Linked DNA regions of Homo sapiens: region 1 is linked to region 2. A link is a contact called in ENCODE Hi-C or POLR2A ChIA-PET data. All regions are on one chromosome and are shown on one strand. Each heading gives the region's core, a stretch centred on a gene start or an enhancer-like site at or near the end of the contact. The rest is flanking DNA. Distances are from core to core; before and after follow the strand shown.

Region 1 (5,510 bases), core at 2,371-4,870, 250 kb after region 2:
CTAGGTACTCAAGAGGCCAAGGTGGGAGAATCACTTGAGCCCAGGAGTCCAAGGTTGCAGTGAGCTACGATTGTGCCACCGCACTCGTCTAGGCAACAGAAATCCTGACTCTAAAATAAAAACAAAATAGGGAAGACAACAGGAAGATCAGGCAGGTGGCAGTGTCTGTATGCTCTGGGAGGGGTGGGCAGAGGTGATGGCCTCAGTGTGCAGCACGGTGTTTGAGATTCATTCTCGGGAGTTCTTCTGCCTATGTGATGTTCCCCAGTCTCTCACACCAAGACACACACACTCTTAGAAGACAGTTACCGTGTCTTATGATTTCTGTGCCACCCCTCACCCTTCCTACCTGCCCCAACCCATCCCAGGCACATGCTCTGTACTCAGTGACTGCCGCTGAATTGGATTTAATGGAATCCAAGCTTCCTCCCTACCCAACTCTTGAGATCTGGTAATTGGGTCGCAAACATTACCCCCTGCTTGGCTGGTCTCTGGATTCCTGCTGTGCTGCCCTGGAGGAGTCTGGGAGAAGCCACCCTTCTGTTGAAGAGGGCTAGACTGCCTGGGACCCTGCTGCCAGTCCCAAAGCTGCCACATCAACCTTGGGATTGAGCCCTCTTCTAAGACTTTCCCACCTCCCCACAGGGGAGAGCATGGGCATGGGGCATCTGCAGCAATGGGAAGAATGGATGGGCTAGAGGGAGGAGTGTGGCAGTGAGAGCAAAGACCAGCCTCGTGTTTACTGGTCTCACCAAACCTCAGCTCCTTGGAGACCTTTGTTCCTAGAAGTGATGGAATCCTTACCCCACCCCCCGCCATCCCTATTCCTGCCAGGCACCCAAACAAGGTGCTGTCCCAGAGTAAACCCACAGCTCTTGAGCTTTTTCTCATTCCCACAGGGCCATCAGTAGGAAAAATTAATAGAAAAGATTCCAGTTGGATACAAAGCCAGAGGCAGCTGGGAACCAACAACTGAGCCCACATTTCCCCTACAGTGTCCTCAGCTCAAGGCATGTGAGCTGGGCTTGCCTGAGAGCTGAGGGTGGAGAGGAGCCTCCTATCATGAGAGAGCGTGTGAGAGTGTGTGCCTGTGCGCCCATGTGTGTGCACACGTGTGCCTGTGTGCCCATGTATTCATGTATGTGTGAGTGTGTGCTCCATGTGCACGTGTGTTTGTGGGGCTACATGCCCATGTATGCATCTGTGTGTATGCACGCATGTGTCCACATCTGTGTTGCCCATTACATGCCCACGTGCATGTCTGTGTGCACCCTGTGTGTATGTGCAATGAATGTGCACCTGTGGCAATGCACACCCATGGGAGGGGCAGGGGAGCTGTGGGAGCGTGGGGGACATTTTTGCAAACTCGGTGTTGTGGGCAGGCAGGTAGGAGTGGGTCTGGACATGGCTGTGGGAACAGGAGTCATGTGTTTGTGGTGGAAGGAGGATTTCTGCCCGGGTGTTTGTGAATGAGGACTGGACGACTGAGGTGGGGCAGCTGTGCTTCTGGCTGAGGCCCCGCCGTCTCATCCTTCCTGGGGTCACCTCCCAGGGCAGCCACCTTTGCCAGAAGTGCCCAGGTTTGATGCTCCAGCCTGGGCTGGCATGGCCAGCAGAAAGCACAATGTCTTGGAGGCCCAGCAGAAGGAAGACATCAGTCTCTGAACATTGAAAAGGGGCAGGTGAAAGTGTAGGGCGGGAGGAATAAGTCCCTTCGATTCCTCCAACGGTGGCTGGCAAAACAGACCCCATCTCCCTGGAAGGCTGTGCCCTAGGATGGGAGGGTTGCAAAATGGAGGCAGCTCTGTCTCTGTTCTAGTAGTGGAGACCTGGATGACACCACTCCCCAGATGTCCAAGGACTGGGGGGCCTCTGGGGGCGGCATTTGAATTAGGCCATAAACGATTAGGAGAATGTCAGAGGAAGGAAGTGGTAGGGGAAAGGGGGCATTCCAGGCGGCAGAAACAACTCGAGCAAAGGCACAGAGGCGGGAAAATGCAGGGTGTGCTCGCGAGAGCCAGAGGTCCTCTGCAAGCTGCCTCCCGCATGTTCATGGAAGAAAGCTGAGGCCCAGAGAGAGGAAGTGTTTCTAAGACCTAGCAGTAGAAATGAGGTCCTCTTACTCCAGGTCAGTGATTTTTGTCACCCTAAAAAGCTTGCAGGAGGGAACACCGGGGAATCGGCTGTTGGTTTGGTTTCCTTTGCTTTCTTATCCCCATCTAGGGCTGAATCAGGGATCCCTGTTCTTTGCCTTCCTCTGCCAGCAGCTAGCTGTGTGATTCTGAATAAGTCACTTCCCCTCTTTGGGCCCCTCATCTCCAATACAAAGGAGGTATAAGGCCCGGCCTCACCTGGGAATCCCAATTCGGACTCCATAGCAAGCTAAAATGTGGCTTAGTTATTCTCCTATCCTCAGCACCTAGCAGAATCTACAGCACAACACAGGTGCTCAAATAACTGTTTTTGAATGAAGAAAGGAAGGAAAGAATGAAAAGCATCATGACTCTTCCTTAGCACTCTACTTTGACAGCCTCAGCCTCTCCCCTCCCCAGGCAGGACAAAGGATACAGGAGTTCCAAACCTTGAAGAGGAAGGCAAGAAAAACAAATAATCTAACTACACAGGGGCCCTAAACTCTGCCTCTGGGTAGATGCCCCTGAGAGAACCTTTCCTTGCAGCCTTGGCCTTGCTGAAACTGTGCAGTGGGGAGGGCCTGGAGGAGGGGCAGGGACCTCTAGCAGAACAGGAGGCAGCTGGGCCTGAGCCACAGCTGGCCCTCCCCTTGCCCCCTCCCAACTCACAGCCTCTCTGCTCCAAGAAGTGTCCCAAGCCCTCTGGTCCCAACCCTGAGGGGTTGGGCTGGGTCTGAAACCTCCTGTTTCCCAGCCAATGATACCTTCATTTTTTCCAGTTCCAGTAACCCCTTTTTTGAGGCCTCCCTTTCATGTTAAGAACTTTATTGCTCATTTCCCTCTTCTATGACAGCAGCTGTATTTCTTTTAACTTTGTAAAACACACACATGATCTATGGTGATAGAAATCAGAATCAGTTGCCTCTGCGGTAGAGACTGACTGGAAGGGGGCACGAAGGAATTTGGAGGTGGTGAAAATGTCTGAAATCTTGATCTAGGTGATGGTTACATGGGCAGATATATTTGTCAAAATTCATCAGGCTGTACACTTAAGATCTGTGCATTTTACTGGATGTGGAATGTATGTACATTATACCTCATAAAGTACTGCTAGCATCTAAAAGATACACATACAGAAAAATACACGGAACGGACATGCTCAGTTTAATGAATTATTTAGCCAGCGCCTGTGAAACACCACCCACAATGCCTGGTGCCCCTGTGTAGTCCACAGAGCCTGGCTATAACCAAGCAGTTTCCCAGGGACACCAACACCCACAGACAGGGCACCTCGACTCCAGACACCATGTGCCTCTTGCTTCCCGGATTCATGGAAACACAGAGACCAGGGATGGGGCAGAGCCCACAGGCTTTGGAACCTAGAATTTCCCATCAGTTCAACCCCAAGCTTGACTGCAACTCCCATTCTAGTGAATTGAAGGAACAGAAAACACACCATTTCCCCTTTCTGGGAGGGGGGTTTCCGTACCCGGCCTCCTCCAGTGAGTCTTGGCTGAGGGGTGGGGGTTGTCCCTAGTTAAAGTCAAGGAGAACTGTGCCTTCCCTGCATCCCTGCTAAAAATAACCCCAGGCAGTGTTGCTGCCACTGAGCAGCAGGAAGGACAGAGTCATGTTTTGCTTTAAAACTAGAAGCAGCTCGGCAGTTGGGGGCTAGGGCGGGGTGGGAGAGCAGGCTAGGGATCTGAGAACCCTGGCTGTGCTCCGTGCACCCCCACCCCCAGCTGCAGCTGGTCTTCCGGGGGTGCCTGAGAGGGGTGTGTGTATGTTAGTGCGTGCACGCGCATGTGTGGTGACAGGGCCTCCCAGCAGCAGAGCAGGGAGCCAGGGAAGCCTGGGAATGGGTGGGGAGGGGTCTCTGTCCTGATAACTGGAGCATGCAGCTGGAGGGCCAGGCGTCACGTACTCCATGGGGTCCCTACCTCCTCTGAGAAGCGTTCTGTCCCTGCAGCCCACACCAGGCTCCCTGGGGGTCGGAGAGTCTAGCCTTCTGCAGCGTGGCTGCCTGCCCCTCGGGGGCTCCTTGCACACACAGGGCTGGGGATTGTCGCTTCGTAGTCCCTGTCTCTGTCTGGCTTCCGCTCTGCCCAAAGAGAATGTGAGGTCCTCAAGGGTGGGCGCAGTCCGGCAGCGAGGAATTTCCCTGGAAACAGGAAGTACAAGATGTGTCAATGCAGGATCCTAGCAGAGGAGTGACAGGCTGAGTAAAGGGAAGGGAAGAGGCCCTCCTGGCTGCTCACTCTTGCTCTCTCCTCCCACTACTCCCCTGCCTGTCTCATGCATCAGAGGCCTCACATTGTTGGTCTCTCTTTCTCTGTGCATGTCTTGGGTCCCCAGCTCCTTGGAGCCACGATCATCCTGCAGTTGGCCTCCATTTTCCAAGGTAACAATAAAGAAGAATCACCATTAATTTCACAGGTACCCCATTCCGGGCACTGTGCTGACCCTGATGTGGATGATCTCATTTAATCCTCCCAGCAAGCCTGTGATATTGGAATGATTACAATTACTCCTTATTTACAAATTAGGAAACTGAGGCTTAAAGTGGTAAAGTGCTAGTCTAGGATCCCACTGGTAGTACATGAAAAAGGCAAGGCTTGAAGTCATGATATGGAACACAGAGCATGTCCAAGATGACTGTCCAGAAGACAATAAGAATTTTAGGGCCGGGCACGGTGGCTCACACCTGTAATCCCAGCATTTTGGGAGGCTGAGGCGGGTGGATCACCTGAGGTCAGGAGTTTGAGACCACGCTGGCCAACATGGTGAAACCCCGTCTCTACTAAAAATACAAAAATTAGCCAGGCATGGTGGCAGGCGCCTGTAATCTCAGCTACTTGGGAGGCCGAGGCAGGAAAATTGCTTGAACTCGAGAGGTGGAGGTTGCAGTGAGCTGGGATCATGCCACTGCACTCACAGCCACAGAGCGAGACTCTGTCTCCAAAAAAAAAAAGAATTTTAGAAATTTGACCATTCTAGATAATTTAGGACACATGGTTGCTGAACTTGATTTTTTTATTTAAAAAACACACATATACACACACCCCAAAATAGTGGCTTTTTTTTTTAGATGGAGTTTCCCTCTTATTGCCCAGGCTGGAGTGCAATGGCATGCTTTCGGCTCACCACAACCTCCGCCTCCCGGGTTCAAATGATTCTCCTGCCTCAGCCTCCCGAGCAGCTGGGACCACAGCCATGCGCTACCACGCCCGGCTAATTTGTATTTTTAGTAGAGACGGGATTTCTCCATGTTGGTCAGGCTGGTCTTGAACTCCTGACCTCAGGTGATCTGCCCGCCTCGGCCTCCCAAAGTGCTGGGATTACAGGCATGAGCCACCATGCCCAGCCGACAATAGTGGC
Region 2 (5,844 bases), core at 3,010-5,509:
GTACTAAGAGCTATTATTTCTACAGTACCTGCCATGTCTCAGTCATGGTTCTTTTATTAAATTTAATTTTTCAAAAATAGAGACAGGGTCTTCTTTTTTTTTTTTTTTTTTTTTTGAGACAGAGTCTCACTCTGTTGCCCAGGCTAGAGTGCAGTGGCGCATCTCGGCTCACTGCAAGCTCCGCCTCCCGGGTTCACGCCATTCTCCTGCCTCAGCCTCCTGAGTAGCTGGGACTACAGGCGCGCGCCACCATGCCCGGCTAATTTTTTGTATTTTTAGTAGAGATGGGGTTTCACCCTGTTAGCCAGGATGGTCTCGATCTCCTGACCTTGTGATCTGTCCGCCTTGGCCTCCCAAAGTGCTGGGATTACAGGTGTGAGCCACCGTGCCCGGCCGAGACAGGGTCTTCTTATGTTGCCCAGGCTGGCCTCAAACTCCTAGGCTCAAGCAATCCTCCCATCTTGGCCTCCCAAAGTGCTGGGATTACAGGCTTGAGCCACCACACCCAGCCTCAGGCGTGGCTCTAAGCCCTTTACATATATGAACTTGCTAGTTTATTCCATGTGTCAGCCCTGTGAGAGATATTCTTTTTTTTTTTTTTTTTTTTTTGAGATGGAGTCTCGCTCTGTCGCCCAGGCTGGAGTGCAGTGCTGCGATCTCGGCTCACTGCAAGCTCCGCCTCCTGGGTTCACGCCATTCTCCTGCCTCAGCCTCCCGAGTAGCTGGGACTACAGGCGCCTGCCAGCACGCATGGCTAATTTTTTTTGTATTTTTAGTAGAGACGGGGTTTCACTGTGTTAGCCAGGATGGTCTCGATCTCCTGACCTTGTGATCCACCCTCCTCAGCCTCCCAAAGTGCTGGGATTACAGGTGTGAGCCACCGCGCCTGGCCTGAGAGATATTCTTATTATTCCGTTTCATAGATCAGAAAATTGAGACTCACACAGGTTAAAGTAACTTGCCCAAGGTCACACTGCCAGGACTAGTAGCATTTTTTCTGTACGTCATGGTGAGGAGCTGTATATATGTATGTATGTATGTATGTTTTGAGAGACAGAGTCTTGGTCTGTTGCCCAGGCTGGAGTGCAGTGGCGCGATCTTGGCTCACTGCAACCTCCGCCTCCTGGGTTCAAGTGATTCCCCTGCCTCAGCTTCCCAAGTAGCTGGGAATACAGGTGTGCGCCACCACGCCCAGCTAGTTTTTGTATTTTTTAGTAGAGATGGGGTTTCACAATATGTTGGCCAGGCTGGTCTCCAATGCCTGACCTCACATGATCCACCTGCCTCGGCCTCCCAAAGTGCTGGGATTACAGGCATGAACCATGGTGCCCAGCCAGGAGCTTTATTTTTAACTTTATCTTGAAAGTCAGGTATTCTGGGCTATTGCCTTTGTACCCTTATGTCGGGGGTGTTACAGGCCCATTTGATGATTTGATGTAGACCCTCCCAGAAAGATGGAAGTATGAACATGCTTCTGTTGCACAGTTTCAGGGGAGCTCCTGAATCCTCTGGAGATCTAGGCAGAAGGACCTCCAATGTGAGGCATCAGGAGTCATTCAAGGGCCTTCAACCTGGGAGTAACTTCATCAGATCTGTACTATTAAGAAGCATCTGGCTTCTGTGAGGAGTGGGATTGGAGGGTGAAGATACAGGGCCTGAGACCTGTCAGGAGGTTGTAGCAACAGGGCAGAAAGAGAAAGTGTGATCCAAAAGGAAGGTAGCTGTCACAGTAGAGTGTCTGTGAACCTCAGTTTTCTCCTCTGTAAAATGGGAGGGTCTTGAGGATTATATACAGCAATGCATATATATGATGTATATGTATGTTTGTATATGGATTGATGCATATAAAGTGCTGCCACATAGTAAACACACAATGATTGTCAACTGTTACTAATGTGGCCGGCTTAGTAAATTGTGCAGCTAGTATTTGGCTCCAGGTCTACCTCGTTAACCATGGTGAAATAATGAGATTAGATTGCTCAGGAGTCTCCTCCTCTTTCCATCCTCCTGGCCTCCTCTCTCCTCAATAGAGCCCCTGGGGTAGTCGGGAGACGGGAGGGATCAGTTGCTGGAGTCCTGACATGATTTTTCCTTCTCCCCAGATCACTGAGACCCAGAGGCTGGGCCTGGCTATGGCCCTAGAACCTAACACCACCTTCCTGAGGAAGTCCCTGAAGGCCGCCTTGAAACATTTGGGCCCCTGACCATCCACCAAGGGACCACCCTCTTGGTGCTCCATCACCAGCTTCCTGAAGGGCATTTCTTTCTTCACCACCTTGTCTTGAGCCCTAGCCTGAGGATAAAGGCTGAGCCTGGCCATCCCAGATTGCAACTGCCTCCCTGTTACAGGCTGCATAGGGAATATTGGCTTCCCAGCCAGCAGGGAGGCTCCTGGGCTAAGGGAGCTCAGCTATATTTTCTTTTTCATTTCTTTTGTTTTTGAGAGAAGGTATTGCTCTGTCATCCAGGCTGGAGTGCAGTGATGCGATTGATCATGGCTCACTGTAACCTCTGCCTCCCAGGCTCGATCCTCCCATGTCAGCCTCCCAAGTAGCTGGGACTACATGCACATGACACTATGCCCAGCTAATTTTTTATTTTGTAGATAATATGCTGGTCAGGGCTGGTCTTGAACTCCTGAGCTCAAGTGATCTTCCTGCCTTGGCACCCAAAGTGTTGAGATTTACAGGTGTGAGCCACCACACCAGGCCAGAGCTATATTTCCAAAGGCTGCTGGCCCCAGGCACACTCCTCATCAATTCTCAGGCTGCAGGGACAAACTTTCCGATAGGGCTCAGTAGGATCAAGCCGACCCAGAGTGGGCATGGGATGCTCCAGGAGGTCTGGGGTACCAGTGGGCTCAGATGAAGCTCTTGTGCTCATGTATATTATGACCTTCTGTGTTTTTGTTTCTGACTTGAATAATTTATCAATGGTGTTGAATAAAAGCAAGTTCAATAATGTCTTTTTCTTTTTTTTTTTTCGAGTCTGAGTCTCGCACTGTCGCCCAGGCTGGAATGCAATGGCATGATCTCGGCTCACTGCAACCTCTGCCTCCCCAGTTCAAGCGATTCTCCTGCCTCAGCCTCTTGAGTAGCTGGGATTACAGGCGCATGCCACCATGACCCGCTCATTTTTGTATTTTTAGTAGAGACGAGGCTGGTCTCAAACTCCTGACCTCAGGTGATCCGCCTGCCTCCCAAAGTGCTGGGATTACAGGCGTGAGCCACCACGCCTGGCCAATGTCTTATTAGAAGCAGTACCTTCCTTCCCATGAATTCTGGGTATTGAGCCCATCCGCACCCCCTCCACTTCCCTGCTCAATGACAAGGAACATCTTTTTCCTGGTGAGGGGAAGGGTGTAGGGTATCTTATTCACCCTCTGAGGGCCAAATAATGTGTAATACCACCCACCCCATCCTATAGGAGCTGCCCCCACCAGGCAGGGGGGTAGGTGAGAATGGGCATCTTAAAGGTGGGAGTGACTCAGTCTGGAGTTCGGGAAGGGTTTTGGGCAGATGAATCCGAGGAGAGATCTGAAGGGCTCTGGGGGTTACTGTGGCTAAGAGGATGAGACCCATTGGACAGAGGAAAGAGCAGAGAAGACACCTTATGGGTGTGCAGTGCTGTGTGCCTGTTTTACATCCTTGTATTCCTGTAGCACCTGGCTAGACGCCTTATTCATAGCAGTCACACTTAAAACGTAGATGTTATCAAATTAACTATCAAGTGAAAGTTCACTTAAGGACTTTCCCAGCTCTTCCCCTCTGCAGGCGTTGAAAGGACAGGAACAGAACTTTCCGGACACTTCCCTTACCACGAGTCCACGTTAGAGCAAGGTGCTGAGGGAGGGAGGTCGGGCCAGGCTTCCTTTTGAGAACATAAGCTGGTGCGGAGGGCGCGAGGGGAGAGGGGTTTGAGGGACAAGCGTGCCGGAATCCACGCTGTCAGTGAACATCACTGGGCTGTACCAGTACGTGTGACTACCGAAGCTCGAGCCCCGAACCCAGCCGCTTCCCTAGGGGTCCAGCAGCAGCGGGCGCGAATCGGCACATTACCGGGGGACCGCGGGGCGCTCAGGACTGCGACAACTCTGTGGGTTACCGCGCCGGCCTAGCGGCCCAGCGACGCCCCCCAGCGGCCAGAGAAGGCCGCGCTTCTCGGGGTTGGCCCACCCAACCGCTCTGCGGGTAGGACCGAGGAGCAAAGCATTATCGCGAGATCAGGGCCACTATTTGAGCGCATGCGCAAGACATGCTAGTCTCTTTTCCGGTTAGCGCGGCGTGAGAAGCCATGAGGTGAGTTGGTCCTGAAAGCCCTATCCGCGTTCATCCGCGCCTTCAGGTGCCCCGCCGAGGGTTCGGATCCTGTAGGCCGCGCCGCGGACCCTTGCGCCACCTGCGCCGCGGGGCATTTCTCAAGGCGGGTCGGCCTGCGGGTCGCCCTTCCTACCAGGTCCGATCACTGAGAGCCTCCCTCTTCCACCGGGGCTTGGGTCTGGGTCTGAGCTCCCGTCGCTCTACTTGGTGTCCGGAATCTACGGGGGAGTCCGCCGTGGGCCGCCCGCCCGTCTCGAAGCCTAGACCTCGGAGGCTTCCAGGCAGTCCGAGCGTGTGGACTCCGCGGCCCTGAGCGCCCTGTCGCTTCTCTCCCGCAGCAGCAAAGTCTCTCGCGACACCCTGTACGAGGCGGTGCGGGAAGTCCTGCACGGGAACCAGCGCAAGCGCCGCAAGTGAGTGCCGACCCTGGGGCACGGCGCGGGTGGCGAGGGCCGGCGGGTGCTTAACCCCCCTCCTCTCTCGAAGGTTCCTGGAGACGGTGGAGTTGCAGATCAGCTTGAAGAACTATGATCCCCAGAAGGACAAGCGCTTCTCGGGCACCGTCAGGTTGGCACCGTTCTGATCCCACCCAGCCCTCAGTGCCCCCGTGCTTGCCCCTCCCCTGCAGGCTCCCGCTGAGCCGGAGGCGGGCACGTCGGTACTGATGTGCTAGGGTAGTTCAGACCCCCTGCTCCGGGCAGGCGCGGCTGGACGGACCCCCACCCTGGGTCTTAAAACATGAGGGGAGGCGTGGGTAGGCCTCGGCCGAGCCCGCCGGCCAGCCTGAGAAGCCAGGCTGGCTGCTGGTGAATGTGAACGCTCCGGGTAAGGCTCGGTGGCTGCTGCGGTCCCAGACCCTTCACCGGCCCTTGGGACCCAGGGCTAGGCGTAACCTGTTGGTGCTGTCCCCCAAAACGCAGGCTTAAGTCCACTCCCCGCCCTAAGTTCTCTGTGTGTGTCCTGGGGGACCAGCAGCACTGTGACGAGGCTAAGGCCGTGGATATCCCCCACATGGACATCGAGGCGCTGAAAAAACTCAACAAGAATAAAAAACTGGTCAAGAAGCTGGGTGAGTCCGGCCGCTGTGGTTTTGCATGTGAGATGTGTGGTGGGGGCGGTAGAAAGGCTTTTCTGCCATTTTCGATTTTTAAATGATGAGGGGCCTAGAATAGCAAAGGATCGGCGGTGGTTGCCTAGCTTGCCTGAGTGCTGTTTTAGCTTTGGGGTGGTTTGATGTTTGTATTGCTATGAGGATTCCAGTTGATGAGGGAGGCCAGGCATTGTAAGTTGACCAGCCAGGTGCTGGTGAACTATGATTTGGAAATCTTTACGCTGCGTTGTTTAGGCAGTGGCATTAGACTGCTTTTACAGGTAGGAAGCAGACATTCCCAGTTGTCACGTGTCCAGGGTCCACAGCTAAGAAATAGGCAGAATTCGAGCCCAGGCAGTCTTGACCAGAGCATCCGTTGTACAGCGGTTATGCCATGGATCATGGGTCAGCCTGGTTTTCTGAGAGCATGTTTTG

What was found. Hi-C counts contacts between places; a loop is a spot of excess contacts on that map. ChIA-PET counts read pairs that join two places held with the same protein, here RNA polymerase II (POLR2A). Pooled maps may share reads with other maps.
Region 1: a loop to region 2 is called in a pooled map, with 2.7 times the contacts of the local background. The contact joins the enhancer-like site here to the promoter of RPL10A in region 2. A Hi-C loop is called at or near these places in 3 of 168 maps with a recorded cell type or tissue (CD8-positive, alpha-beta T cell, naive thymus-derived CD4-positive, alpha-beta T cell and natural killer cell) and 11 of 50 pooled maps. POLR2A ChIA-PET finds 5 or more read pairs at or near these places in 7 of 52 experiments (GM10248, GM12878, H1 and 4 more).

The regions. Positions count from the first base shown.
Region 1 is chr6:35,716,256-35,721,765 of GRCh38, forward strand. It overlaps a transcript of FKBP5 not described here. Among named protein-coding and RNA genes, the nearest start is that of ARMC12, 18 kb to the right of the region's middle. RefSeq lists enhancers at 1,244-1,809, 4,248-4,487 and a silencer at 2,197-2,491. Within about 2 kb of position 3,621, at least 28 of the 41 ENCODE cell types and tissues checked have a DNase peak (open chromatin) inside an H3K27ac peak, as active enhancers do; they include GM12878, where a contact is called at or near this core.
Region 2 is chr6:35,464,142-35,469,985 of GRCh38, forward strand. It overlaps RPL10A (ribosomal protein L10a), which reads left to right and starts at 4,260. Exons shown (of 6, transcript NM_007104.5): 1 at 4,260-4,298; 2 at 4,658-4,732; 3 at 4,806-4,886; 4 at 5,240-5,388. The coding sequence starts at 4,294. FANCE (FA complementation group E) reads left to right here. Exons shown (of 10, transcript NM_021922.3): 10 at 2,103-2,961. The coding sequence ends at 2,204. RefSeq lists enhancers at 3,700-3,749, 4,026-4,582, 4,760-4,829, 4,890-4,989.